Linked DNA regions of Homo sapiens: all the other regions are linked to region 2. A link is an interaction called in ENCODE POLR2A ChIA-PET data of the cell type or tissue named here. Cell type or tissue: PC-9. All regions are shown on one strand. Each heading gives the region's core, and the rest is flanking DNA. Links, peaks and the distances in the headings are about the cores only.

Evidence for each region. Peaks named below come from ENCODE experiments on the same cell type or tissue, not always from the same donor. Only the 100,000 strongest peaks of a DNase experiment are listed, where the experiment ranks them.
Region 1: POLR2A ChIA-PET joins it to region 2 with 16 read pairs; 4 of 35 experiments call an interaction of 5 or more read pairs at or near these places.
Region 3: POLR2A ChIA-PET joins it to region 2 with 23 read pairs; 2 of 35 experiments call an interaction of 5 or more read pairs at or near these places.

The regions. Positions count from the first base shown.
Region 1 is chr6:31,117,298-31,126,342 of GRCh38, forward strand. It overlaps PSORS1C1 (psoriasis susceptibility 1 candidate 1), which reads left to right. Exons shown (of 6, transcript NM_014068.3): 2 at 8,379-8,542. It overlaps CDSN (corneodesmosin), which reads right to left and starts at 3,149. Exons shown (of 2, transcript NM_001264.5): 1 at 3,038-3,149; 2 at 1-232. The coding sequence starts at 3,122. RefSeq lists enhancers at 1-312, 8,094-8,694, 8,695-9,045. In PC-9, for the core only: no CTCF peak of the experiment used is centred there; no DNase peak of the experiment used is centred there.
Region 2 is chr6:30,585,945-30,595,974 of GRCh38, forward strand. It overlaps ABCF1 (ATP binding cassette subfamily F member 1), which reads left to right. Exons shown (of 25, transcript NM_001025091.2): 17 at 1-47; 18 at 190-361; 19 at 530-604; 20 at 697-767; 21 at 3,744-3,776; 22 at 3,862-4,030; 23 at 4,205-4,269; 24 at 4,362-4,434; 25 at 4,591-5,578. The coding sequence ends at 4,757. Among named protein-coding and RNA genes, the nearest start is that of MIR877, 6.6 kb to the left of the region's middle. In PC-9, for the core only: no CTCF peak of the experiment used is centred there; a DNase peak (open chromatin) is centred at 5,307; H3K27ac peaks cover 4,017 bases.
Region 3 is chr6:30,208,379-30,218,408 of GRCh38, forward strand. It overlaps TRIM26 (tripartite motif containing 26), which reads right to left and starts at 5,028. Exons shown (of 10, transcript NM_003449.5): 1 at 4,927-5,028. RefSeq lists an enhancer at 5,359-6,247 and a silencer at 5,706-5,888. In PC-9, for the core only: no CTCF peak of the experiment used is centred there; DNase peaks (open chromatin) are centred at 4,563, 5,173 and 5,913; H3K4me3 peaks cover 3,537 bases; H3K27ac peaks cover 2,178 bases.

The sequences.
Region 1 (9,045 bases), core at 742-8,741, 530 kb after region 2:
AAAGATCCTGCAGAACCACCCTGGGCAATGCTGGATCCGCTGGAGCTACCACTGGAGCCACCACCAGAGCTTCTGGCACTGGAAATGGAGCTGCCAGAACTGCTGGAGCCACTGTAGCTACTGAAACCGCTGGAGTCACCCTTCCCAGTGAGGCAGGGGTCGTTAGGGGAGGTGATACGCGTGGGGTCCTTACAAGGGTCTGAGAAGGTGCCAATGCTCTTAGCCAAGGTCCCTGTGGAGGAAAGCAGTGGTTAGTAAGGGCCAAGGAGGCTTGGCTTCCTCCCTCACCTTTCTGCCTTATCTCAGTCATCGGCCTCTCGGGTTTCTCCCAAGCAGAGCGCAGGGAGAGTTTAGGGATGGAGAAAGGAGGAAGAACTGGCTATTGTCTCTAAAGGATATTGAGGTGGCCGAATAAAGGCATTTCTTTGTTTGGGAAGGGTGGGCAAACACCAACCAGAAAAATAGAAAATTAGGTGCCAAAGTGAGTGGCCTCAAAGGAATACATTGAATATAAGAGGGGGCTGGGCACAGTGGCTCACGCCGGTAATCCCAGCACTTTGGGAGGCCGAGGTGGGAGGATTGCATGCGCCCCAGAGTTCAAGACCAGCCTGGGCAACATAGACCCCGTCTGTATTTTGTTTTTTAATTAAAATTTTTTTTAAAAAGAAGAGGGAATGGAGAAGGGGCAGGAACAAGTAGGTCTAAAAGAAAGGACCCTGAAGAGACAGAGAATTGGGGAAACTGAGGCTCTGAGGAGTCCAGGCGTAAATTCTTAGGGGAAAAATCCTGGGCCAGACAGTGGGACCAAAGGGAAGAAGACAAAAGGCAAAACAATGGAGGGCTGAGAAGTGGAGACACATATAGAAGGAGACACTGGAAAAAGACAAAGCTGGGGGCAGAGGGGCTGAAATAAAGGAAAGGGCACTCGAGGACTAAGATTTGGTCACCAGCTTCTTCGTGAGAGCCCAGGCTGGGGTCAGGAATGGAAACCCTATTTCCTATCTCAGCACTGGCCATGCCAGTAAAGCTGGGTGGGGGCCAGGATGTGGGGTCACTACCTGTTGCTTCAGAACCTGCTGGTACCAGTGTGTCAGGACACCGCACCCTGAGCCAGCCCTGCTCTCGCTGGCCCAGCCCAGGGAACCAGGACGAAACCCCACGAACCTCCGAGGCTCCTGGCCACAATCAGCTTCCCTCTCTGAGCACACCTGCCTCTGTCCAGCCCCTCATCTGACTTCTGCTGCCTTGACTTCCCTCAGGGATGTGGAGCCACATCTTTCCTTATCTTTCCTTTCCTTTGCTCAAAACCCCAGGCCCAACTTACCCCGTGGTTCCTCCATGACTCTTTCACCTGCGTTCCTTCTGCCTTCCCTAGCCCCTCCAGGTCCCACGTGTTACAAACAGAGCCACATACTAGCAAGTTACTGAACCTCTCTGAGCTTTAGTTTATACATTCAGAGGGGCCAAATTTTCCCTGCCTTCCCACAGCATTACTATGAAGAAAACTAAATGAGATCATCCACCTGGAAGTTTTTTCTTCTTCTTCTTTTTTTTTTTTTTTTTTGTGAGATGGAGTTTCTTGTTGCCCAGGCTAAAGTGCAATAACACGGTCTCAGCTCACTGTAACCTCTGCCTCCTTGGTGCAAGCGATTCTCCTGCCTCAGCCTCCCAAGTAGCTGGGACCACAGGTGCCCGCCACCACACCCAGCTAATTTTTTGTATTTTTAGTAGAGAGGGGGTTTCACCATCTTGGCCAGGCTGGTCTTGAACTCCTAACCTCAGGCGATTCACCTGCCTTGGCCTCCTGAAATGTTGGGATTACAGGCACAAGCTATCATGTGCGGCCAGATGTTTTAGAAAGTGTAAAGCATTATATATTATGAATTATTACTGCCACTCATCCTGATCCCTCCACCAACAACCAGACTGCCATCCTCTGTGATGTCCCTGTTCTCTCCTCAGAAAGAAATTCTCTGCATGCACCTCCACGCCGAACCCCAGCTGTGCCAATTCCCTTCAGTCCTCTGCACGAATCCACCATGCATTGCCTCTCTCTTTCGCTATTCCCTCAGACACCAACCACCCACTAGACCATGGGAAGGTCGCAGAAATTCCTCAAGGGCTATAAGTACCCGGTGGTCAACAACACAGGTCCAGGGGTTGCCCGGCCTGGGGTTGAAATCTTGGCTTTGCTGCCTTCTAATGCATGATCTTGAGCTACTTTCCTAACTTCTCTGAGCCTCAGTGTCCTCATCTGTAGAGTGGAAATAGCAAATCTCCTTTCATACCGTTCTTGTAATGATCAAAAGTGCTAATATAGGCCGGGTGTGGTGGCTCATGCCTGTAATCCCAGCACCTTGGGAGGCTGAGGCGAGCGGATCACTTGAGTCAGGAGTTCAAGACCAGCTTGACCAAAATGGTGAAACCCTGTTTCTACTAAAAATACAAAAAAAAGAAAATTAGCCAGGTGTGGTGATGGGCACCTGTAGTCCCAGCTACTCTAGAGGCTGAGGCATGAGAGTCGCTTGAACCTGAGAGGTGGAAGTTGCAGTGAGCCGAGATTACGCCACTGCACTCCAGCCTTGGAGACAGAGTGGGACTCCATCTCACAAAAAAAAATAAAAATAAAAGTTCTAATATATAATCCAAATGTGCTTAAAACAGAGTCTAGCATATAAAAAGGCTCTAAAAATGATATTATTACTATTAAATGTCCAATCATTATCTTGTAGTGCTCCCATAATAAAAATCACCACCACCATTTATATAAACCTCTAGAATTTCCAAAGTACATATCACATACATTATTTAATTTGAGACACACAGACTAGAGTTAGGTGTCATTAACCCCACTTCAGAGTTTCAGAAACTGGGGCTCAGGAAGTTTAAGAAACTTACCTGAGGCGACCATACAGTGAGGAGCAACCCCCAGACTCAAAAGGCAGATTCCAGAGCCCCTGCCTGTCCCCTTCGCTGGGTCCTCTCCCGGAGTCTCCCTCCCGCCTCCCTCCTGTTCCCAGGGCCCCCAGCCTCCTACCTGGCAGGAGGAGACCAGCCAGCAGCAGTGCCATCATCCCGTGCCCACCCACACGCCCCATCCAGGGTGCCCGAGACGAGCCCATCTCGGACTGCACGGCCTCCTGACTGATGGCAGCTCAAGGACACCCGGGTCCTTTATGCCAGAGCTGGACATTCCCTGGGCAGGAGTCACTGTGGGGAGAGGAGGAGAGGTGGAGGGGGTGGGTGCCCCAGGGGAAGTTGGTGTGGCCGGGAGGAGCGTGGTAATCAGCCCGGTGCATCTGCCTACTCAGCAGCAGCAGTGGCTGCAGTGTGGGGTACCCATGGCCACGGGGCTCTAACGATCCTGCCACCTGACAGGCCTGGCCCCGGCTCCTCATTGCCTAACCCGGAACCAGGCGCTCTGCCCCACGGCCACCCACTCTGGGGCGGCCACTCTTGCCACGGGACCCAGCTGCCTGGCTCCTTAACTCTCCTGCCTACCGTAGCTTGGCCTGTCTCTCCATCTGCCCTCCACTCGCAGTCGTGGGTGTTTCAGCTTTTTCTTCCACACTTGGGTGCCCGCTCCAGCCCCACCCACCCAACCCCAATGAGGTCCCATTCACAGCCCCTGATCTGCTCCTTCCTTAGGACCCCATCACTCCACCTCCACTTTCCTCCTTCAAATATGAGTTCTGCCCCCATCCCCCAGGCTCCCCCTCCCACCACTCCCCAAGTACCAGGCCAGCCACATACCTATTACGTGTTCCATCACCTGGGGAACTTTCTCCTTCTCAGAAATGGGGCACCACATTCCCAAAACCAACTCCCTGACCTGTCGCTTCTGGGGGCCTCTGGGGACGGCATGGTGGCGGGGGTGGGGGGGTGCTGGGAGCCAGGGCTCAGCCAGGGGAGGGGCCTGGGCTGATGACCTCTGTCAAAGCTGGGCCTTGGTTACTCACAGGGCACTCACAGCCCCTCCCCATGGCTGGTAACCCAGACCTCAAGGGTGAGCAAGAGGCTAAGAAGGCTAATTGGGAAGGTGGTGGCCCCATAGCCCATCTGCTGGCCCTGGGCTGGATGAGCGAGCAGGAAGCAGCAGCCAGCTCTGGGCAGGTCGAGGAGGGCCAGGCAGGCTCCCGGGTCCTCAAAGGATGAAAGGAGGCCAGGAGAACCGGAGCCCTGCCATCTGCTGAGAGGGTGGTGGCTTCTCCTCCATTGCGTTGGCCTCCCTCCTGCTCTGGCCCCTGCCCCGCCCCAGCCAATTAATTGCTCACTAGTATTGCGGGAGTATCAGTATCGGAGGGAGGTGCCTGGGAGTCCAGCAAGCTGCCCTCTCCTCCCCCAGGCCTCAGACACCCCTGCTCCCCTCACCCAAACTCACTTCCCAAACCTCATCTCCTCACAAAGGCAGCTCTGTCCCTGGGCCCCTTGGCCTGGTCTCTCCCATTCCCTCTACCTCCTGACCGCCCTTTAAGTTCAGACCAGCAGGAGGATGGAAATGTTTCCTGTCTGTGCTGTCCGATACGGTAGCCACTGGCCACATGGAGCAAGTTTAACCACCAAAGATTTGGAGCTTTAATTTTAATTAATTGTAATGATGTGGTTGGCCACGTGCAGCTAGTGGCTGCCATCTAGTCTTGCTCTTGACTTGCTAGTGACACTCAGAATGGGAGTGGGAGGAAAGAGGGGCTGAGGGAGCTGTGGAGAGAGGAAGGGATAGGACAGGGTCCCCTGAAGGGGGCTAATGCCTTGGGAAAAACAAACAAACAAAAAACACTGGCTTCAGAATGAAGATGACGTGGGTTCAAGTCCCAGCTAACCTCTTGGCTTTGGGCGGCTCTTCAAACCTTTCTGAACTTCCATCTCCTCATCTGTGAAATGGGGGTATTTTAAATAACACTTATTTCACAAGGTTTTTGTGAACATCAAATGGGAAATTATCAAAAAGGTTAAATGGGACAAGGGGTGCAGTCCCCCAGTAGGAAGCCCAGCAAATGGAGCCCTGCAGGTGCTCCTGTCTTCATCCTTCCACTGGGGGAGACAAATAGGCCAGCTTCACCCCCACAGCCCCAGGCTCCCTTTCCTGAGTCTCCAGCCCAGCCAATGCTAGCAGAGTGTCTTCTGCTCCCTTCCTGCCTTGTATAGAGGTGCAGGCACAAATGTGAGACAGAGATACCATTTAAAGTGATGCTGCTCGGCTGGGCACGGTGGCTCACGCTTGTAATCCCAGCACTATGGGAGGCCGATGCGGGCGGATCACTTGAGGCCAGGAGTTCGAGATCAGCCTGGCCAACATGGCGAAACCCCGTCTCTACCAAAAATACAAAAAAAATTAGCCAGGCGTGGTGGTGGGCGCCTGTAATCCCTGCTACTCGGGAGGCTGAGGCAGGAGAATCACTTGAACCCTGGAGGCAGAGGTTGCAGTGAGCCAAGATTGCACCATTGCACTCCAGCCTGGGTGACAAAAGGGAAACTCCGTCTCAAAAAATAAAGTGATGCTGCTCTTTCCGAACATCATTTCCTCCTGTGGGCCTCCCTAGACTCTCAGGCTTGGCTCCCTGGAGGACCTGGGCAAGGAGGGAGGGGGCACTGGGGTAATGAGGGGAGTGGCAGAGGGCAGGGAGGAGTGGACTAGAAGGTGCTGGGCCGTCCCAGGGTGTGAGGGGAGAAGGCAGCGGAACAGTGGAATCTGTGGCTTCTTCTTTTCCAACACAAACTTCCCCTGACCAGCCAGAGGTAGCAAAGTTTGTCTTGTTTTCTTTGTCACATTCCTCCTGGCTGCCGTCAGAACTTGGCCAAGACAGCCAGGCTGGAGGAGGCACAGTCTCTCCTGGCCTCCTGCCAGGTCTCCAGCCGCCCACGTGGACTGGCGGTGCAGCCACGTCCCTCCTCCTGGCTACTCTCTCCTGTCCACTCCTGTCCACCCCATCCTGCCACCCTGGGCTGCCCAGTTCCTCTACTGTCCTGCCCACCTGTGGGCCCTTGAGCTCTAATCCGCCGTGCTTTTGGTTTTTTACTGAAACCCTGCCTTCTGTGCTAGATTTTACTCTGGTGCTCACCATTAATCTTTCTCTCAGTGCAGGTGGTGGAGACCTAAAGCTAATGGGGCTTAGGAGGGAAGAAAAGGGCATCAGCTGAGTGCCCACACAGGCCAGGGTCACCTTCAGTGAAGCTGCCAGTTTGGTGACGTCCACAGTAGTGCAGGCAGCTCTGCTGTGTTCTACAGCAACAGATTCTGGCCCTGCCCCTGCCCGTGCCCGTGCATTGGACCGGGTGAGAAAGTGTGGGTGGCGTAGACACTCTACACCCGAGAAAATCAAGCTCAAAGCACATGCCTTCCATAGGCAAAAGGTGGGGCTCCCAGCCATGTATCATGAAGCAGGCAGGTCACTGTCCCCTCTGGTCCCCTCCACCCCTCCAGCAGCCCTGTGCTGCTGTGTTTGCTGTGCCAGCCTTGGCCCCCAGTGCACGCTCCTCTGCTGTGTTTTGGAAGTTGCACTGAGAAAGAAGAGAAATTGTTCCTTGCCCTGAGGAGCTGCCATCCAGCTGGGGACACACAGCGTAAGACAGCAGCCTAGAGTGGAGAAGCGGGTAGGCACTTGGCTTCAGGGAGGTGGCAGGACTTTCCCCGGGCCTTGAGGAATGATGAGAGAAGCACAGAGCAGGCAGCCAGACGTGGGGCCTTGTGGTGCTTCAGGTGTATTTAGAACCAGCGGATGGCGTGGGTTGGTGTGGGACATGCATGTGGAGGACAGTGGTGTGGGAGAAGGGACAGGCTGCTTGGATCAGGATTGTAGATGACCTACAACACCAGGTTAAAAGAATTTGGATTCTATAGGAATTGCAGTAAATGTGAGAGGGTGCAGGGAACCAAACGGCTTTGAATGATCACAAAGGGGGCTGAAGCATGGCGTGCTATAGTCCCAGCTACCCAGGAGGTGGAGGTGGGAGGAATCCGAGGCCAGCTGGGGCAAGTTGAGGGACTCCATAAAGAGGAGGCTTGGGGCACGAGATCCACCATGTACTGACTGCCTGCTGCAGGCGGACACGGTGCCTGGGTATTTAACATGAGTTGTCTTGTTCAATCTTCACAACAGCCCTACAGGGTAAGTGCTTTTTCCCCCTGTTTCACAGATGAGAAAACTAAGTTGAAATTATTTGTCCAAACCAGCTGCTAACAAGCAAAAATGTTTGAAAAAGATTCAAACCCAGGCCTGTTGGACTTCCAGGCCCACATAGATCCTATTACTCTGCAGCTGACACCATGCTATAAATGAATGGCAGAGGTTCATGGACAGGCTTAAGAGGCTCCCTAAACCCTGTAAGGATGTGTGCAAAATTCCTTATGTATATGAATATTTCTAGAGAGAAGATTTCTGCTGTCAAAGCTGGCCAGGTATGGTGGCTCACGCCTGTAATCCCAGCACTCTGGGAGGCCAAGGCAGGTGGATCACTTGAGCTCAGGAATTTGAAACCAGCCTGGCCAACATGGCAAAACCATCTCTACTAAAAATACAAAAATTAGCCGGGTGCGGGGGCAGGCACCTGTAATCCCAGCTACTCAGGAGGCTGAGGCAGGAGAATCATTTGAACCGGCGAGGCGGAGGCTGCAGTGAGCCGATTTCATGCCACTGCACTCCAGCCTGGGTGACAGAGTGAGACTCCGTCTCAAAAAAAAAAAGTGAAGAATTCTTAAGTGAAGGTTACTGGCTCATGAGGTCCCTCCTCCACAGCTTTCCTCCTCTGGGGGCCTGAGAGTCAGGACAGAAGTTCTAGCACAAGTGTTTCACATAGGGGTCCTTGGTAGACCAGGGCTTAGGCTTGGAAGAAGGAAAATGGAGTGAGCACGAGGAAGAGAAAAAGCCTGGAAAAGCAGCTTATTTTGTGCTGAGGAGAGAAGGAAAGGGGCCACCCAGAGCTGCTCTGGGGCTCCAGGGCCTGTGGGCTCCTCCCCTCCTTTGTTCCTCTCTGCTTGGCTCCAGCGAGAGGCCGTTTCCTCTCCTCTCTCTTTCTCCATGACACCCACGCTTCCCTGTGGACTCACCTCTGCAGCCACAACAACACCCTCCTCTCCTTGGCGTGGAAGCCAGCGCTCCTGGCCCACTCCCAGTAGGGGATGTCCTCTGAGTTGTTTTTCCTGTGCGGGGAGGGGTGGACTGAGTCATCCACACTCTTCACCTGGTTCCTCTGGTGACCAAGAACATAGAAGGAGAGGGCACATCCCCAATCAGGTGTTCCGAACATCTCTGCGAAGACTGACCCTCCTCAGCCCAGGTGCTCCTATGGGACTGGCTACACTTCTTGACTCAGTTTTAATCTCTCCTTCTCTGCCTTCCTGTTGGGAATACCCCCTCACTTCTGTGGCTTCTTTCCTGTAGTAGACGATCAAGGGTGGAATCTACAGTCCGTGAGCCCTGACTTCTTGCCTTCGTCTCAAATAGACTCTGCAGCCAGCCATCTATGCAGCGCCCCAGTGGCTTTGAAATGCAACAGAAACCATCACCCCCGGACCGTGGGCTCCATGCCAGTGGGCAAAGCACAGGTGCGTTCACTGAGTTCCCAGCACATAGCTGTGGCAGGCACTTGGTGATATTTTGAAATAAAAGAATGGAAGAATGTGTCCAGGCTGTGCTTCCCCTTTCTACCTTACTCAGGGACATGGTGCCCTCCTCTCTGGTTTCCTGCCCTGTGCCCACCCCCCACCCCCTGCAAGCACAGCTCTTATGTGCAAAGCCCCTGTAGGTGCTGGAGGGATTCACTGATGGCCTTGGCGGAGGTGGCAGTGGGCATGTGCACTTGGCTCTGACACAGCCACTCATGCAACACCCTGTGCAATCTCGGCCTGGGCCTGTGTGTCCTGCCCTCATTCCTCACGGGTGACTGTCTCCCCTGAGCCACTCTTCTCTCTATTGGATTAGCTCCTTTTATTTCCCCCTAGGGATGCAACACATTTTTATGAACAAACAGCAGTGTTCACATGGCTGTGATGAGGACGTACTGGGGTTTCCCCTGGACATGGCATTCATCTGATGCCAGTGGTGGGCA
Region 2 (10,030 bases), core at 1,250-9,249:
AAAAGCTGAAGGAGCTGAAGGCAGGCGGGAAGTCCACCAAGCAGGCGGTGAGCACCTGAGGGACTTCTGGGCTGGGGGCCACTGTTCTCTCCTGGCAGTGGAGGAAGAAGGAGACTCTGGAACGCTGGCCTACATTTCAAGGACTGCCGCGCAGGGCTCAGGTTTCTCTTTTTTCCTCTTCCTCTCCAGGAAAAACAAACGAAGGAAGCCCTGACTCGGAAGCAGCAGAAATGCCGACGGAAAAACCAAGATGAGGAATCCCAGGAGGCCCCTGAGCTCCTGAAGCGCCCTAAGGAGTACACTGTGCGCTTCACTTTTCCAGACCCCCCACCACTCAGCCCTCCAGTGCTGGGTCTGCATGGTGAGTGCCGCGGGCCTCTGCTGCTCCACAGGAAGCACCGGAAGCATGTATGTGCACCCTAAATTCTCCACCAAGGCTGAGATTGCTCCTGTTCTCCAAGGCCAGCACATGAGAGGGACTTTGCAGGGACTGAAAAGAATATAAATTGCTTCTTTTCGTGGCTTTCAGGTGTGACATTCGGCTACCAGGGACAGAAACCACTCTTTAAGAACTTGGATTTTGGCATCGACATGGATTCAAGGAGTGAGTTGGCGGGGTTGCCTCAGGGATGTGTAGCAGGAGCCACAGGGAGAGTCTCTGGGGACCTCTTTGACCACCTGTCTTCCATCTTGCAGTTTGCATTGTGGGCCCTAATGGTGTGGGGAAGAGTACGCTACTCCTGCTGCTGACTGGCAAGCTGACACCGGTGAGTCCTGGAGCCAAGGAGGGAGAGCATGAGAAATGTGAAGACACAGCTGCTTTTGCCAGAAGCTGGAATCAGGGAGCCTCTCGAGAATGTAGAGTTAAATACAGAACTCATGATAGATGATTCATTTCCCTAAGAGGGGCAGTAGAGGAGGAAAGAGCTTAGATCAGTTCAGGGGGGAGAGCTAAGAGAATTAAGATAGAACTAGGGGGCACACCCACGTGTTTTGGTTATACAAGAAATATATGTCTTTTATAGAACGATTAAAAATTGCATAAACGGGCCAGGCACAGTAGCTCACTCCTATAATCCCAGCAGGGATCACCTAAGGTCAAGAGTTCCAGACCAGCCTAGCCAACATAGTGAACCCCGCCTCTACTAAAAATACAAAAATTAGCCGTGTGCGGTGGCGCGCACCTATATCCTAGCTACTCAGGAGGCTGAGGCAGAATTGCTGGAACCTGGGAGGCGGGGGTTGCAGTGAGCTGAGATTGCACCATTGCACTCCAGCCTGGGCAACAGAGCGAGACTCCATCTCAAAAAAAAAAAAAAAAATTGGCCTGGCGTGGTGGCCCACGCCTATAATCCCAACTCTTTGGGGGAGGCTGAGGCAGGCAGATCACTTGAGCTTAGGAGTTAAAAACCAGCCTGAGCCCAGTGTGGTGGCTCACACCTGTAATCCCAACACTTTGGGAAGCCGAGGTGGGAGATCACCTGAGGTCAGGAGTTTGAGACCAACATGAAGAAACCCCATCTCTACTAAAAATACAAAATTAGCCAGACGTGGTTGCACATGCCTGTAATCCCAGCTATTTTGGGAGGCTGAGGCAGGAGAATCACTTGAACCCAGGAGGCAGAGGTTGCAGTGAGCTGAGATTGCGCTATTGCACTCCAGCCTGGGCAACAAGAGCAAAACTCCGTCTAAAAAAAAAAAACAGACCAGCCTGAGCAACATGGTGAAATCCCATCTCTACTAAAAATACAAAAATTAGCTGGGTATGTTGGTGCACGACTGTAGTCCCAGCTACTCGGGAGGCTGAGGTAGGAGAATTGCTTGAGTCCAGGGGGCAGAGGTTCCAGTTAGCCGAGGTCGTGCCACTGCACTCCAGTCTAAGTGACAGAGTGAGGCTCTGTCAAAAAAAAAAAAAAAATGCTTAAGTCAAGAGAAAAATCTGGAGATAACCAGTTTTTTTTTTTTGTTATTTTGTTTTGAGACGGAGTCTCACTGTCGCCCAGCCTGGAGTGCAGTGGTGCGATCTTGGCCCACTGCAACCTCCACCTCCCAGGTTCAAGATATTCTCCTGCCTCAGCCTCCTGAATAGCTGGGATTATAGGTACGCCCCACCATGCCCAGCTACTTTTTGTATTTTTAGTAGAGACAGGGTTTCACCATGTTGGTCAGGCTGGTCTCGAACTCCTGACCTTGTGATCCGCCCGCCTCAGCCTCCCAAAGTGCTGGGATTACAGGCGTGAGCCACCGCTCCCAGCTGAGATAACCAGTATTAATGTTTTAGTGGATATCTTTCTCCTTTTTTCTTTGCAAATGTGCATATAATTTTTAACAAAAATGGGCTGTCATATGAGTTGTTGTGTAGCTAGATTTTTCCAAATATATCAAGCATTTTTCCATGCAATTACTTATTTCATATGAGTCTACCTTTTTTTTTTGAGACAGAGTCTCACTCTGTCACCCAGGCTGGAGTGCAGTGGCACAGTCTTGGCTCACTGCAACCTCCGTCTCCTGGGTTCACGCGATTCTCCTGCCTTAGCCTCCCGAGTAGCTGGGACAACAGGCGCGTGCTACCACGCCCAGCTAATTTTTTGTATTTTTAGTAGAGATGGTTTCACCGTGTTAGCCAGGATGGTCTTGATCTCCTGACCTCATGATCTGCCTGCGTCGGCCTCCCAGAGTGCTGGGATTACAGGTGTGAGCCACCACGCCCGGCAAACTCTACCATTTTATTTGAACTTTTGTAATATATTGCCATCTAGTGTGTTAGAAAGTTTGTAGCCATTTCTGCTCTCTCTAGCAGTGTTGAGAGGCCATTTTCTCATATCCAGAGATTAGATCTTTAGAAAGGTATTATTAGATTCTCCCCAAAACACTAAACTTGCCACATGAGGCCCTTACGATGTACCATTCGTGAGTCTCGCTGTATGGAGAGCAGGTGTTCTTTGGCTGTGGTTAGTCCCTCCTGCTTGTCCCTCTTGTCCTCCATTTTGCTTAACTCCCCTTTTGTCCCTTAACTCTTTTACTTTGCTCACCATGCCTTTGTCATATTAGGGGAACATCCCTGTTCCTTTTCTTTTTTGAGACAAAGTCTTCCCCTGTCCCCGAGGGTGGAGTGCAGTGGTGCGATCTCAGCAACTTCCACCTCCTGGGTTAAAACCATTCTTGTGCCTCAGCCTCCTGAGTAGCTGGGATTATAGGCATGTCCCACTATGCCCAGCTAATTATTGTATTTTTAGTAGAGACAGGGTTTCACAATGTTGGCCAGCCTGGTCTCAAACTCCTGACCTTAAGTGCCTCCTGACCTGCCTTCCTTGGCCTCCCAAAGTGCTGAGATTACAGGCATGAGCCACCGTGCCCAGCCCCTATTCCTTTTCTTATGCATACTTGTCCCTGGCCCATTTCTGGTGTTTGTCTCTCCTTCAGAAAAGTTGGTGTATGGACGAGGTCAGGAGATCGAGACCATCCTGGCTAACATGGTGAAATCCCGTCTCTACTAAAAATACAAAAAATTAGCCGGGTGTGGTGGCAGGCACCTGTATTCCCAGCTACTGGGGAGGCTGAGGCAGGAGAATGGCGTGAACCCGGAAGGTGGAGGTTGCAGTGAGCCGAGATCGCGCCACTGCACTCCAGCCTGGGGGACAGAGCGAGACTCCGTCTCAAAAAAAAAAAAAAAAAGTTGATGTATGGAGCTGCAGCACCTTTTTCCCTTGCCCTCCTCTTAACTACTTTGTCTTCCCTTGCAGACCCATGGGGAAATGAGAAAGAACCACCGGCTGGTAAGTTGGCATTGGGATTTAGGGAATGATAATCTGATGGAGGAAGTGTGACTTTAACCGACCACCTCCCTCTCTTCTCGGGCAGAAAATTGGCTTCTTCAACCAGCAGTATGCAGAGCAGCTGCGCATGGAGGAGACGCCCACTGAGTACCTGCAGCGGGGCTTCAACCTGCCCTACCAGGATGCCCGCAAGTGCCTGGGCCGCTTCGGCCTGGAGAGTCACGCCCACACCATCCAGATCTGCAAACTCTCTGGTACCACTTCAGGGGCCAGGGAGGGTGCCCTTCACCTTATCATTCATGTCTACAAACTGTACCTAGAGGAACCGAGAATGAGGGAGCCTCAGCTCACAAACTGGCACATCTTGAGGGTTTGCCTTCAGAATGTGAGGTGCTAGGTGTGACAGCCCTCCCCTTCCTTTGCTACAGGTGGTCAGAAGGCGCGAGTTGTGTTTGCTGAGCTGGCCTGTCGGGAACCTGATGTCCTCATCTTGGTGAGTGAGCTGGGCTGTGGGAAAAGGGATAAGGGTAACAGTAATGGAAGACGGGAGTTGCAGTGCTCAGTCATGGAATTCCTCCTATGTAGGACGAGCCAACCAATAACCTGGACATAGAGTCTATTGATGCTCTAGGGGAGGCCATCAATGAATACAAGGGTGGTAAGTCAGCTGAGAGTGTGCCCTCATCCCTGCTCCATGGGGACCAAGCTGTAGTGTCCTTCACTACAGAAGGGCCTAGGACTCCCTTATTTCATGTTCTGATTCCCCTCTTTCTCCTTTCTTCCTGCCCTCTGTTGTTGCTATCTTTCTTCAAAGCTGTGATCGTTGTCAGCCATGATGCCCGACTCATCACAGAAACCAATTGCCAGCTGTGGGTGGTGGAGGAGCAGAGTGTTAGCCAAATCGATGGTGACTTTGAAGACTACAAGCGGGAGGTGTTGGAGGCCCTGGGTGAAGTCATGGTCAGCCGGCCCCGAGAGTGAGCTTTCCTTCCCAGAAGTCTCCCGAGAGACATATTTGTGTGGCCTAGAAGTCCTCTGTGGTCTCCCCTCCTCTGAAGACTGCCTCTGGCCTGCAGCTGACCTGGCAACCATTCAGGCACATGAAGGTGGAGTGTGACCTTGATGTGACCGGGATCCCACTCTGATTGCATCCATTTCTCTGAAAGACTTGTTTGTTCTGCTTCTCTTCATATAACTGAGCTGGCCTTATCCTTGGCATCCCCCTAAACAAACAAGAGGTGACCACCTTATTGTGAGGTTCCATCCAGCCAAGTTTATGTGGCCTATTGTCTCAGGACTCTCATCACTCAGAAGCCTGCCTCTGATTTACCCTACAGCTTCAGGCCCAGCTGCCCCCCAGTCTTTGGGTGGTGCTGTTCTTTTCTGGTGGATTTAATGCTGACTCACTGGTACAAACAGCTGTTGAAGCTCAGAGCTGGAGGTGAGCTTCTGAGGCCTTTGCCATTATCCAGCCCAAGATTTGGTGCCTGCAGCCTCTTGTCTGGTTGAGGACTTGGGGCAGGAAAGGAATGCTGCTGAACTTGAATTTCCCTTTACAAGGGGAAGAAATAAAGGAAAGGAGTTGCTGCCGACCTGTCACTGTTTGGAGATTGATGGGAGTTGGAACTGTTCTCAGTCTTGATTTGCTTTATTCAGTTTTCTAGCAGCTTTTAATAGTCCCCTCTTCCCCACTAAATGGATCTTGTTTGCAGTCTTGCTGACAGTGTTTGCTGTTTAAGGATCATAGGATTCCTTTCCCCCAACCCTTCACGCAAGGAAAAAGCAAAGTGATTCATACCTTCTATCTTGGAACATGGGTCTCTTTCCTTTTTTTTTTTTTTTTTTTTTTTGACAGAATCTTGCCCTTTCACTCAGGCTGGAGTGCAGTGGCATGATCTTGGCTCACTGCAGCCTCCACCTCCTGGGTTCAAGCAATTTTCCTGCCTCAGCCTCCCGAGTAGCTGGGATTACAGGCACACACCACCAGGCCCAGCTAATTTTAGTGTTTTTAATAGAGACAGGGTTTTACCATGTTGGTCAGGCTGGTCTCGAACTCTTGACCTCAAGTAATTCACCTACCTTGACTTCCTAAAGTGCTGGGATTATAGGGATGAGCCACTGTGCCCAACTTCTTTTTTTTTCTCTTTTCTGAGACAGGGTCTTGCTGTGTTGCCCAGGCTAGAGTGCACTGTACCCTCAACCTCCTGGGCTCAAGCAATCCTTCCACCTCAGCCTCCTGAGTAGCTGGGACTACAGGCATGTGCCGCCACACTCAACTAATTTTTTTTTTTTTAATTTTTAGTAGAGACAGTGTCTTGCTATGTTGCTTAAGGCTGGTCCTGAACTCCTGACCTCAGGCAGTCTTCCTACCTCGACCTCCCAAAGTGCTGGGGTGCTGGGATTATAGACGTGAGCCACGACGCCTAGCCAGAATTTGGGTCTCATTGTCCAAGTTAATCTCATGAATGAGGAGGTGCTCTGCCCTGTGGCCAGGGACCAGGGTATTGATTCTCTCAAAAATTATTAAATCATCTAGCCAAAATGTACGGTACTGTGGGGTATATAAGAAGGGAAGAGACAAGATCTGCCTTCATTAATAGTCTGGTTAGAGAAGACTTAAAAGTAAGCATGAATAGATAATTAATTTGATCAATTGTCTAATATGTCGTACTCTAGATTCTAAGTTGCCACATACTCAAAAAAGGGAAAGATTATCCAGGGCCTGATTATTTGACAGGGTCACTTGAGGGTAGATCTTGAAAAATGATGATTTGACTAATCAGGGACCAGGGAGCCATTTTTCAGAAGTAGGAAAAGAGCAGATCTCAGGCTTGGGGGGAAGAACAAGCTACTTGGGAGTTAATGGATGATAGCTGCTGTGGCCATTTTTCTTAAGAGTTAGACTGGGGAGATGGGTTTGGAAAGTAAAATGCAAATGGTGGGTAGTGGTATTAGGTGGTGATGTGCAAGGCGTGCTGTAGAAACCTGCAGGGTGAAGCCCATAACTTTTGTTACGGGAATGGGGTAACTGAATCCTAAACTAGCTAGGGGAGATAGGGATGGAAAGAGCAGATGTGGAGGTTGGGGAGAAGGGAGTGACAGGAGATATATCCAGTTCCAGAGGGAATAGGGAGAGCTGTGTGGCTAAGATTTAACTGTTTGGACATTTAATTTGGGGAAATTGTTTTCCAGCCAAGTGAATAAATAATACTGGACTTCAAGTACAAGCTTCATACAGGAAGTGAAGTTTTGGTGTGGAGATAGCTGCATAGTCAGGGAACACTCTAAATTAAAAATAAGGAGGCCGGGCATGGTGGCTCATGCCTGTAATCCCAGCACTTTGGGAGGCGGGCAGATCATGAGGTCAGGAGTTCGAGAGCACCCTGACCAACATATTGAAACCCCATCTCCACTAAAAATACAAAAAAATTAGCCGAGCGTGGTGGTGCACACCTGTAGTCCCAGCTACTCAGGAGGCTGAGGCAGGAGAATTGCTTGAACCCGGGAGGCAGTGGTTGCAGTGAGCCGAGGTTGCGCCACTGCACTCCAGCCTGAGCAACAGAGCGAGACTCTGTCTCAAACAAAAACCAAAAGACATCAGGAAACATGCCTCTTATGGAATTTGAGGGGGAAAAGTCAGGGTCTTGGCAGTGACCTTGGACAAGCCATTAGCCTCTTGATACCTCTTTTCTCATCTGTAAAATGAAGGTGGTAGTTACCTACTTCACAGGGTTATTAGGGGATTCAATGTGTAATAATACGTAAAGTGCCTTAAATTCTGTTGCTTTTGTTATATGTATTTCATATTATATATATATATATATTTTTTTTTTTTTTTTTTGAGATGGAGTCTTACTCTGTTGCCAGGCTGGAGTGCTGTGGCGTGATCTTGGCTCACTGCAACCTCTGCCTCCTGGGTTCAAGTAATTCTGCTGTCTCACCCTCCCAAGTAGCTGAGATTACAGGCACGTGCCACCACGCCCGGCTAAGTTTTGTACTTTTGGTAGAGATCAGGTTTTGCCATGTTGGCCAGTCTGGTCTCAAACTCCTGACCTCAGGTGATCTGCCCACTTCGGCCTCCCAAAGTGCTGGGATTACAGGCGTGAGCCACCGCACCTGGCCTATACTTTTGCATTTTTAAGTTTTTACTTCGCTAGTCTAGTTGAGATGATACATAAAATATATAGGAATGTTATTTATAAAGTGAATACCAGCTTGCATTTCAAATATTTGGTCACTAATTTCACTACTTCAAACATAAGTGAGAAAAGTACTTTAAGTACTCCAAAATAACTTTCCGCCACAGGCATAAATTTCATTTCTCTCTCTGTTCTTTTTTTTTTTTTTTTTTTTTAAAGATGAGGCCTTGCTATATTGCCCAGGCTGGTCCCAAACTCCTGGCCTCAAGCAGTCCTTTCTCCTAGGCTCCCCAAAGTGCTGGGATTACAGGAATGAGCCACGGCACCTGGCCACAAACTTTATCTCCTCCCGTGTATGTTTTAACTTCTGTGATCCCTGTAGCCGATCATATGTGCTGTTAATGGAATTAATAATTCACCTAAATGTGGGCAAAAGTATGCCCTCCAAAAAGCAGCATAGAAATGGAACACGAAAGGGAAACATTTCCATGGTAGCGCATGGAAATTTCATTAACCAAATTAAATTGTTTTATTTATAAACAGCTTATTACCTACAAGTGATGCACATATGTGGTACACAGTAAACATCGTAGAAATGTGTTTTTTGTTGTTTTGAGATGTGGTCTCCCTCTGTTTCCCAGGCTGGAGTGCAGTGGCACAATCATGGCTCACTGCAGCCTCAACCCTCTGGACTCAAGTGATCCTCCTACCTCAGCTTCTCAAGTAGCTGGGACTACAAGTGTCCACCAACATGCCCAGCCAATTTTTTAATTTTTTTGTAGCAAAGAGGTCTTGCTTTGTTGCCCGGGCTGGTCTCAGACTCCTGGGTTCAAGTTATCCTCCCACCTCAGCCTCATTAAAGCCAAAGCCTGAAGGTAGGAAAGGAAGAGCCTTCAGGGAAGGGACCAAAATGTGCAAAGACCCTGAGGCTGAAAAGAGCTGAACATGGTCAAGGAATGGCTGGAGCTGAGAACTTGAGCATGCGCCAATACACACGGGGCCTTATATGCATAGACAGCAGGTTGGGATGTGATCAGGAGAGGCTGAGCAATGGGAGGCCATTGGTTCTGTTTAGCCAGGAGTGCAAACTGATTCAGTTTTCATTTTTACAAAATTGCTCCTGGCTGCTAGGTGGCAAATAGTGGGTGTGGGGAGACAGGGAAAAGAGATGCCAGGAGAACAGCTCAATATTACTTTGGAAAGAAGATTCTCTTCATCTAAGAATGGAATGGAAGGGAGATAATGTAGACTCAGATATTTCCATGTGAAGGGAAGGGAAAATGTTGCTCACAGTGGATGGGACTCACTTTTTCCCAAGCTTTGGTGCCAGAGAATCAAGAAGAGTAGGCCGCGCACGGTGCCTCATGCCTGTAATCCCAGCACTTTGGGAGGCCGAGGCAGGCGGATCACCTGAGGTCAGGAGTTCGAGACCAGCCTGACCAACTTGGCAAAACACCGTCTCTACTAAAAATGCAAAAATTAGCCAGGAGTAGTGGCACGCATTTGTAATCCCAGCTACTCAGGAAGCTGAGGCAGGAGAATTACTTGAACCTGGGAGGTGGAGGTTGCAGTGAGCGGAGATCATGCCATTGGACTCCAGCCTGGGCAACAAGAGCAAAACTTCGTCTCAAAAAAAAAAAAAGGTTTGCTGAGCAGCAGTAAGTGTAGAATCAATGCTAACATTAATTTGTACTGGGCTAAGATAGTAGGATTTTGTGATTTTTCAACATTAGGTCTACTGCCCAGGAGTAGGAATGAAAGAAATAGGATAATGATTCTGAATTGAAGATAGACCCCGTTGCACCTGGGGAAGGATTGACAGAAAGAGAACGTTGAATGTCACAAGGGTATTTTAGAGGGAAAAAATGGAAGCAGAAAGGAAAAACAGACTGAAACGGTAGAGAGAAAAGTGCCTGCAGGGAGGGCTTGGTGAAGAAACATCATTGTAGTGAAATGAATGAAATGTTCAACCTCTCTCCCCCTGCAAAAAAACAAAAAACAAGGAAAATCTTCTCTTTATATAATCTAAAGTTTTTACGTAAGTAAAAAGGAACAGGTAGGCCGGGTGCCGTGACTCACACCTGTAATCCCAGCACTTTGGGAGGCCAAGGCGGG
Region 3 (10,030 bases), core at 1,174-9,173, 380 kb before region 2:
AAATGGTTGTTGTGGAGTAAATTGTAATAGTGAGAATCACTCCTTCCCTTTTCTTTAGTTTTAGACCTAGGTATACACCCCATAAACAGAGTTTATTTTCTCAGGTTTTGAGCCTCAAATGAATGGAATTTTTTTCCTTTTTTTTTTTTTTTTTTCCATGTATTTGGGTGGGGGGCTGTCAACATGTTTGTGAGGCTCATCCATGTGATTATGAGCTGATTTTACTTAATTGCTGCTCTCTAACTATACAATTTTTAATGCAGTCTACTGATAGCCATATGAGTTGTTTCCAGTTTGGGACAATTACAAACACTGCTTCAGTGAATATTTCTGCATACATGTTCTAGCACACACAGGCAAGATGTACCCTCAATTTGACTAAGCAGGCCAAACTGTTTCCAAAGTGACTATAGTGCTATGTAGTCTGCTCAGCAGGCTATGAGCACTCATGATGCCCCACAGCCTCACCAACACCTGATAATATCAGCTTTAATTTTTGCCACTCTGGAGGATGGGATATAGAATATGTGTGTGTGTGTGTGTGTGTGTGTGTGTGTGTGTGTGTGTGTGTGTATTTAACTCCCCAAAAGGAAACAGCATGAGACAGGCCCAATAACAGGCCAAGGAATCCTATAGCAGCAGACCAGATATTGTGCTCCTCGACCCAACCAGTAAATGTTGTAAATGTTTATCTTTGGGGAGAGAAGGGGAAGGGCCCACCCAGCTTCTGTTCTTCTTTCCCTTGGTAACTTACCATCTATGAGTTAGTGAGATGGAGACATCCTAACCATTAATCCAGGGAAAGGGAGGAATCTAAGCCATCAGCAAGGGAGTTAGTGCTTTTCATCAAATTTGAGACACCTGTGACATCACATTTTAGCATCTCTGAAATGTGATCAATTGCATGTCATAATTTAACTGGCAAAATATTTTTTTGATGTGGAGCATAAAATAAGGGCACATAAAAGATTTGGTGGTGCTGTGGTTTGAACATGTCCCCCAAAAGTTCACGTGTTGGAAACGTAATTGCCAATGTAACGGTATTAAGAGGTGGGGTCTTTAAGACGTGACTGGGTCATGAGGGTGTAACTCTCATGAATGGATTAATGCCTTTCTTGCAAGAGTCCATTGGCCAGAACCGTGAGCTGAATAAACATCTGTTGTTTACAATTTACCCAGTCTGTGGTATTCTGTTACAGCAACAGAAAATGGATTAAGACAAATAGCATCTTAGATTTGGTGAGATGTGGCATATTTCCTAAAAAGTGCTGCCAGGATCATCCTTCTAGCACACAGGATCTCATCCTTGTTATTCTCCTGCTTCAAATCTCCTAGCTGAGGCTGGGTTTGGTGCCTCATGCCTATAATCCTAGCACTGTGGGAGGCTGAGGCAGGAGGATCCCTTGAATCCAGGGGTTCAAGACTAGCCTGGCCAACATAGGGAGAGACTGTCTCTAAAATAAAATAAATAAATAAAAATAAAAATAAAAATAAAAACAAACACACCAAAAAAACTCCTACTAGCTGAGGTCAAAACTGCACAGGTGGCCGGGCACGGTGCCTCACGCCTGTAATCCCAGCACTTTGGGAGGCCGAGGTGGGCAGATCATGAGGTCAAGAGATCGAGACCATCCTGGCCAACATGGTGAAACCCAGCCTCTACTAAAAATACAAAAATTAGCCGGGCATGGTGGCACGCGCCTGTAGTCCTAGCTACTCGGGAGGCTGAGGCAGGAGAATCGCTTGAACCCAGGAGGCGGAGGTTGCAGTGAGCTGAGATCACGCCACTGCACTCCAGCCTGGGTGACAGAGCGAGACTCTGACTCAAAACAAAAAAAAAAAACTGCACAGACATCCTCCCCTGCCCTGCATCCGGCTAGCCCCAACTTACCCATCCAGCCCCAAATCCCTCCTCGTCCTACCTAATTCTCTGGCCATTAGATACACTGAACCAGGAAGACAGCCCCTTCTTCACTCCCCACTCTCCACCCATTCCCTTGTACATGCTCTTCTCTCCAGTCCAGCGCATCCTTGAAGGCTTGAATACAATTTGTCCCCTTATCTGTGAGGTGTTTCCTGTACCCATCCCACCTCTGAGTTGAATGTATCCCTCCTCCTGCAGCTTTGCATACACTGTATTTCTACAATAGCACTATCACAGTGCTTCATACAGTAGCACCCCCCATCCGCTAAAGATACATTCATACAGGAGTCCCCTCAATCCTCAGGAGATGCATTCCAAAACCCCCAGTGGATGTCTGAAACCTGTTTCTCCTACACATACACACTTGTAATAAAGTTTATAAAGTAGGCACAGAAATAGATTAACAATAATAACACAACAGAATAACAATATACCGTAATAAAAGTTATATGCATGTGGTCTCTCTCTCTCTCAAACTATCTTGTACTGTACTTACCCTTCTTGTGATGAAGGAACAGTGGGAGGGCAAGAGATTTCATCATGCTACTCAGAACAATGCACATCTAAAACTTATGAATTGTTTACTTCTGGAATTTTCTGTTTACTGTCTTTGGGCTGAGGTTGACCATGGGTAACGGAAACCACGGAAAACTAAGCTATGGATAAGTGGCTGTAATTGATATTTTTATCTGTCTTCTCTCCCACCAGAATGTGAACCCAAAGGTCATGCCTCACTGACCTTTTTATCTCCAATATCTGGCACAAAGTAGGGGGTCTGCAAATGTTTGTGAAATGAATGACCTCCTCTAATTCCAGAGCCCTGCCATCTCCATTCTTCCCCCTTTCACTACACACCCCCCTTTCCCACATTAAAATTCTGCTTCAGCAGCAGGCTTCCAGGGCTCTCTTTAGATTAGACATTCTTGCCCACACACATTACCTAGATATCTCTTGGCCTCCCTCCACACACACACAATTTTGGGGGGAAGAACAAAATTCCATTTCTATAAAGCTGGCAAAATCTAATTCATCCTGATGCCAGCCAATTTATGTTTTTGTCTTCTCAAACCAATTTCCCATTCTCTGTGTCTTTTCTATTCTGATCCTGGGGGGGTCCAAGTCTGAAGTCATTCCAAGAAGCCTCAATACAGACCATGGACTCTCTTCGGGGGTTTGCAGTGTCTTCTGTGGTGGTCACACACAATCTGAGTCCAACCTGTTACTCCCCTGCAGGAAGTGATATCTAAGAAGTCACCCACTGCCTTAGGCCTTCAGTCTCCTTACCTCTTAACAAGGGGAAAATATTTTGCCAAGTTTACCAGGCTATTTGAGGTTGAGGCAAGGTCACATAAGTACGAGTGTCTCATTAGCAAAAAGCTCTATAAAAATACTATGAAAGAGCACAGGAGCCAATGTGAAAAGAGCTCCCAACAGCCAAAGCCACAGTAATTTGAGCAACAAAATTAAGTAGTATTGGATTATAAACCAAAGTATAAAATAAATGTCCCTGAGTCTACACTGAAATTAATGATTGAATAAATTAATAAATTGGGGGAAGAGAGAAACAAATCTTCCATGCAGAATAACTGCAAACAATAATATGTAGATACTTGCCCTCAAGAAGGGGGAATATAACTCTTGGCTCCCTAGGTATGGGCTGCACTTAGTGACTTCCTTCTAAAGAGGACAATACACGCAAAGAGTGGAAAAGAGACTAACTGTACAGTGGAGAAACCTGAAAAACACTATCTCACCCAAATCAATATTAAGTCATAAATCATGTTAGTACATGCCCTTGATACGATGGGATGATAATGGCAATCTACCTCTGTGGTCTTCCTCCCAGTTACCCATAAGCCCAGTCTTAGGAGAAAAACATCAAATTCCAATAGAGGGGCATCCTACAACATACACGACCAGTATTCTTCAATGCTGTCAAGGTCATCAAAACAAGTCTGAGAAACTCCCACAGCCAAGAGGAGCATAAGGAGACATGACAACTAAATGTAATGTGGTAACCTCCATGGGATCATGAAACAGAAAAAGTACTGAGGTAAAAACTAAGGAAATCTGAACACACTATGGACTTTGGTCAATAATAATGTATTGATATTGGTTAACTGCAACAAATGTACCACACTGAGGTAAGATGTTAATAACAGGGGATCCGGTTTGGAGCATGTGGGAAGTTTGTACTATCTTCTCAATTCTTCTGTAAATCTAAAAGTGTTGTAAGAAATAAAGTCTACTTAAACAATAAAATTGCAATTTTTGAAACATAAAAAGCCTATTTTTTTTAAAGGTGATTTTTTTGAACTTGGGGAAAAACATGTTAGGGATTATGATTTCAGCTAAGAGTTAAAAACAGGAGGTTAAGGCATGCATAAACGAATGTCATTCTCCCCTCTTTTGAAGTACACACAAATCGTGGGTCAAAATTTGAAATCTACTGGAGATTTGGAAGTGTGTCCCTCCCATTTACTCCACAGAGTTAAATTTACACTTTTTTTCTAAGGCCAAATAGGGAGAAAATCAGTAAGAAAAATGCTAATGAGCTGGAAGGAGTGAAAGCACAGCTCCAAGTATTTGTGGCTAAACCGGTTTACTCCGAACAAAAAAAAAAAAAAAAAAAAGAAAGAGAAAGAAAGCATGACACTTTGGTCAGGGAGCTGGATTAGTCGCCTATCTACCAGGCTCCAAGCAACCGGACGGTCATCCAGGCCCCGCTTACTTCTGGTTCCGCAGACTAGAATGGATGGGAGTCTGAGTAGGATACCAGAAAGCGAGAAAGACCCAAGAGGAGGGGGAGAATGTAAGGACAAGCAAACAGGAGGGATCTGGCTGGCAGGGAGGACGCAGCGAACTTGACCCCCTCCTGAGCCCGCCCGGGGGCCTGGCCCCGTTTTGAACCCGGGCCCGGCGGCTGCGTTGGGTCGCCCCAAACCCGGTGAGCGTACGAGACTGTTGCTTCGCTGTATGTCTCATGTGCACCCCCTACTCACCGGTCCCGAGCTCCGGGCCGCGAATCCCGGCCGGCACCCCTCCTCTCTCACGGCGGTCTGTTCCGGGTCCCGCTCCTGCACGAGCAACCAGCGCGACAGCTCGTCCCCGCCCCGTAATCTCCCGGCTATTCGGGGCCCTTCGCCGAGATTTCTCCCGGACCAGCCCCGGGATTGGCTCCTGCCGAACTTCGCCATCCAATGGGAACCTTAGTCTCTTTTACGTCACTGATCACCGGGCAAATCCCCAGACAGCCGCGGGCGGTGGGGCACCAGGGGCAGCGAAATGGAAACTGAAATCAGGCGGGACCGAGGCTGCGCCAAGAGCCGCAGCCTGAGTTTGGCGCGTAATTGGGGTGGCCTGTTACACGGTCTAAGGGAGTAAATGCTAAGGCTTAGGAGTCACCTACGTAGGACTCTTGAGAGGGCAATAATCCCCTTTCCACCTCTCGAGACCCCTCACTGCCCAACTCTGGCCTTATGCTGGATCAGGGTCCGAGGGCGCTTTGAGGCGAAGGTGGCGCTCGCCAGGTGCTCAACATCAAATACGAAGTCCCCGCCCCTAACGTGGCCTAAATTTGCTTCCAGGACAAAGCAGGATTTTAGCAAGCAAATACTCTCAGAGACCTATTTACGAAAATTATTACTTCCTAGGTAAAATAACGTTCAACCAGACAGCCATTGTCGCCATTCGACGGAAGGAAAAACTGAGGTTCCAGGAGCTTAAGGGTCTGGGCCCAGTTCAGGGGGGTTGTTTTCGCTCCTCGACGCTGAATTTAGAAACCAGAGGCTACAAAGCGGGCCGAGACTTGGGTTCCCCAGGTCCTTGGTGGGGAGGTTTCCAGGAGGCTCGGGCGCGCCCCCGTCCACGGCCCCGGAAGCTGACGTCGCCGAAGCGTACGCCGCTGCCCAGCCTGCGCTCTCTTCCTGCTCTGCCTGCAGCCGCCGCGTCCGGTCCAGCCGCAGGGCCATGCCCTGTGCTGCGGTTGCCGTGTCCCAGGCGCCGCCGCGTCAAGATCCCCGTCTTTCCCGGCCAGCCAGGCGGCAGCGGCATTCAGCTCGTGCACTGGGCTGGCAGCAGGCTGAGAAGAGGCGGCGCAGGTTCTCCGGGTCAGCCAGTGCCCTGCTCCTAAGGGTAGAGATCTAGCTGGGGACACTGGTCGTCCGCCTAGGCAGTGGTGAGAGGGTGGGCTACAGTTGTTTGGGTATTCATGAATGGAGGAGCTCAGGGTCCTAGACCCTAAAACCTGCTGAATCTTCACCCCTCCTCCGCTGGGGGTAGGGAAATTTGCACTGCATTTAAGCAATGTATAGTGGAGTGGGTGGGACATTCAGAAGAAACCACGCCCACATTTAACACCCGCGTCCTTCCCTTCTACCCCAGCCCAGCATTTTGTCTTTTTCCCCTTTGTCCAGCAGTATAACTCACGCTGCCCCTCCGGGCTGAGAGGAGTGTAGACCTCACCTGCTGAGCACAACTCTGGCGGGCCTGTGCTCTGGAGGTGGTCTCAGCACCTACCTAGACCCTCTTGATACCTGCTTTTTTAGTTGGTGGTGTGGGAAGAAAGTGTGTTTAACATGCTCCTTAAATAATGCTCTGCCGCCGAGCGCGGTGGCTCACGCCTGTAATCTCAGCACTTTGGGAGGCCGAGGTGGGCGGATCACGAGGTCAAGAGATCGAGACCATCCTGGCCAACATGGTGAAACCCCGTCTCTACTAAAAATACAAAAATTAGCCGGGCGTGGTGGCGCGCACCTGTAGTCCCAGCTACTCAGGAGGCTGAGGCAAGAGAATCGCTTGAACCCGGGAGGCGGAGGTTGCAGTGAGCCGAGATCGCCCCACTGCACTCCAGCCTGGGGACGGAGCGAGACTCCGTCTCAAAAAATAATAATAAAATAAAAAATAATGCTGTGCCACTAAGCGTTTTCTCCCTGTCCTGAGGTCTTTGGCCTATTCACAGACCATTCTGGGCAGACTCCAGCCACAAATCCACCACCCCACTTAAAATTCTCTATCCTCTCAGCACACTTAGAGGGGCATGGAAGACTCTTGCAGGGGCTGGGGCTCCTGACATGACAGCTCTGCTTAACTCTCTGACCTCCCTCATGCCACTTCTCCCTCGGTCCCTGTGCTTTCACCTTACACCTGGTCTTGAAACTCCCTGCCCCAGCCCCTTGCATGGCTGCCCGCTTCTTGTCAGTCATGTCTACATCTCAGAAAGGTCTTCCTCCCTCACCCAGTTGAAACCAGTTCCCCATCATGCATTATTCTGTTTCCCTTTCTTCATGCATTTGTTGCCATTTGAAAGCACCTTGTTCATTTCTTTGTCAATGTGTTTATTTTCGATCTTCCTCCCCCTCAGTGTACGCCCCAAGAGAGTTGAGACAACACCTGTCTTCCATGCACATGGCTTCCATGTAAATAAATGTTTGTTAAATGAAATGAGCTCAGTGTGGGCATTTCTTTTTCTTTTTGTAAAAAAATTTTATTATTATTACACTTTAAGTTTTAGGGTACATGTTCACAACGTGCAGGTTTGTTATCATTTAGCATTAGGTATATCTCTCCTAAAGCTATCCCTCCCCCCTCCCCCCACCCCACAACAGCCCCTGGTGTGTGATGTTCCCCTTCTTGTGTCCATGTGTTCTCATTGTTCAATTCCCCAGTGTGGGCATTTCTAAAGCTGCCTGGCCCTGCTTGGCTGGGTATCAGTCATGCACTGAGTCCCTCTCCCACCACACTACATCTTGATTGATACAGCTTCTCAAGTCCAAGTAAGGGTAACAGAAATGGATGCTGGGAACACAATTTCTGCTTTGTGTTGGAGGAGACAGCTTTGGAGCAGCTTTGTAGCTTTGTGCCCCTCTACAGCTTCCTGCTTCATTTAAGGTTCTGAAGCAGAGTTGAAATTCCTTCCTCCAGCTCTCCATTTCTGTGGTCATACCAGATGGAGGCCAAGGCAGCATATGGGGCTGGGTAAGAGTTCTGCGTTGAATTCTCCAGTCTGCCACATTCTGTGAGGCTTTGGGGCAGCTGCTCAACCTCTGTGTGCCACAGGTTCTTCTTCTGTAACATGGAAGTAGCTAGATCTGCTTCGTACGGTTATTATGAGGCTTAAATGTAAAGCTTTGAAATAGTGAATCAGTGCTGACTAGGCCAAAGGGTATGGTATAATTATTTGCATTTGAAATAAATATCTTAAATGGAGCAAGAAGATTTAGTAGGTATATTCCTTGAGCAGCTCTGGTTTAACCTCAGGAGGAACTAAAGGCCGCTGTCTAAAAATGAGTTTGTATATGACAGGGTACAGGAAATGCCACCCCAAAATATGGCACCTTGGAAATTGAGAAAATAGCAGAAACAGGAAGGTTTCTCTGACCTCTTGCTCCTTTCTGCCCTGAAGCAGGCCATAGAAACTAGAGTTCCCCTCGCCCCTTCTTCCCTGAAGCAGGCCACAAAATCTAGGAAGGTCACTCTCTGACCTGCTCCCTCCTTCTCCCTCCTTCATCTGAGGCCCCTTATATAACAGGCATCCTCTCCTATGCCCTGAGGGAGGGACTGCCACACAGGTATGCCAAGAAGAAACTGAATAGACAGGCCTTTCCAACTTCTCAGTTTATCACCGTTAGCTCATACACTTTTGTCCTTGCAATCATACATCTGCCTGACTGTCTATACAACTACACAAATGTCCCCATTTCTTTGGGTTTTCGTTTCTGAAAGTTCCCATGTCATGTAAAACTTGGATAAAATAAATGTGCATGCTTTTCTCTTGTTAGTCTGTTTTTTGTTATTGAAGTCTCAGCATAAACCTTGTGATGGGTAAGGAAAATATATTAGTTTTTTTCCCCTAAGTTTAGTATAAACATATTGAGCTAAATCATACCATTCAGAATCTCAGGATTTTAAGAATACTAGAGTGCTTGGAAAGAGGCCTCCAAACAAAAAACAAACAAACAAACAAACAAAAACTTGAAAACATGAAACTCCCATTGGTAAAGATGCAAAGAATCTGTTTGAATCTTTTGTGTGAAGGATACCTTGGTATTAGGGCCAGAATGAATAAATGAATATCTGTAAAGGAAAAGGTAAAAGTTACATCAATGAAACAATTTTAAGCCAACATTTCTGTTTTCTGGTAGAGGCATAAGCTAATAAATAATTTTGTGCTACTAAAATCTGCCTGCTTTTGTGCTAAGAACTGGCTGCAGGATAAAAAATAACAGGTTTAACTGTCCTTTTTAAAAGGAAAAAAAGGCATTTTGAATGCTAATAGCATTAACTACTGGGTTTTGAACAGAAAGCGTAGGCTGAACCAATCTCTTATATGACTTGGGATGTCATTTAAAATACTTTGTATTCCAAATTTGGTGACTTTTAAATGTCTATTAGCTCAAAAGTTAGTGAAAATATATTGTATAATATATAATGACAAATTCAACTTAAAAAAAATTTTTTTTTTTTTTTTGAAACAGGGTCTCACTCTGTCACCCAGGCTAGAGTGCAATGGTGCAATCATGGCTCACTACAGCCTCGACCTCCTGAGCTAATGCAATTCTCCCACCTCAGCCTCCTGAGTAGCTGGGACAGATGTGTGCCACCATGCCCGGCTAATTTTTGTATTTTTTGTACAGACAAGGTCTGGCCATGTTGCCCAGGCTGGTCTCAAACTTCTGGACCCAAGCAATCCTCCTGCCTTGGCCTCCCAAAGTGCTGGGATTACAGGCTTGATACAACGCGCCCGGCCGACACTGTAGCATTTTCTAATAGGCCTACGTAAAAATTATCTAATTCTCTAGGGTAGTTTAACTTTGATTTAGTATTTTAGGGTATTTAGAGTACTCCTTAGGGGTAGACATTAACTTGTAGAAAAGTGATATCAATGGAAATGATTCTTGGTCAATAGCAATGTCAATGAATTTTGTTCAGTGGAGGTATAGAAGATGTATGTCCAGTGTATGTATATTCAATCTTCCAAATTCTCTTTGAACTAGTTCTTTTTTTACTAGTCTCTTGTTAGTACATCTTTGATACATGCTCACTTTTTCTTTGTATAGGATACTGTCATTGACTTTTAAAAATTATATTTTGGCAATACATTGCATT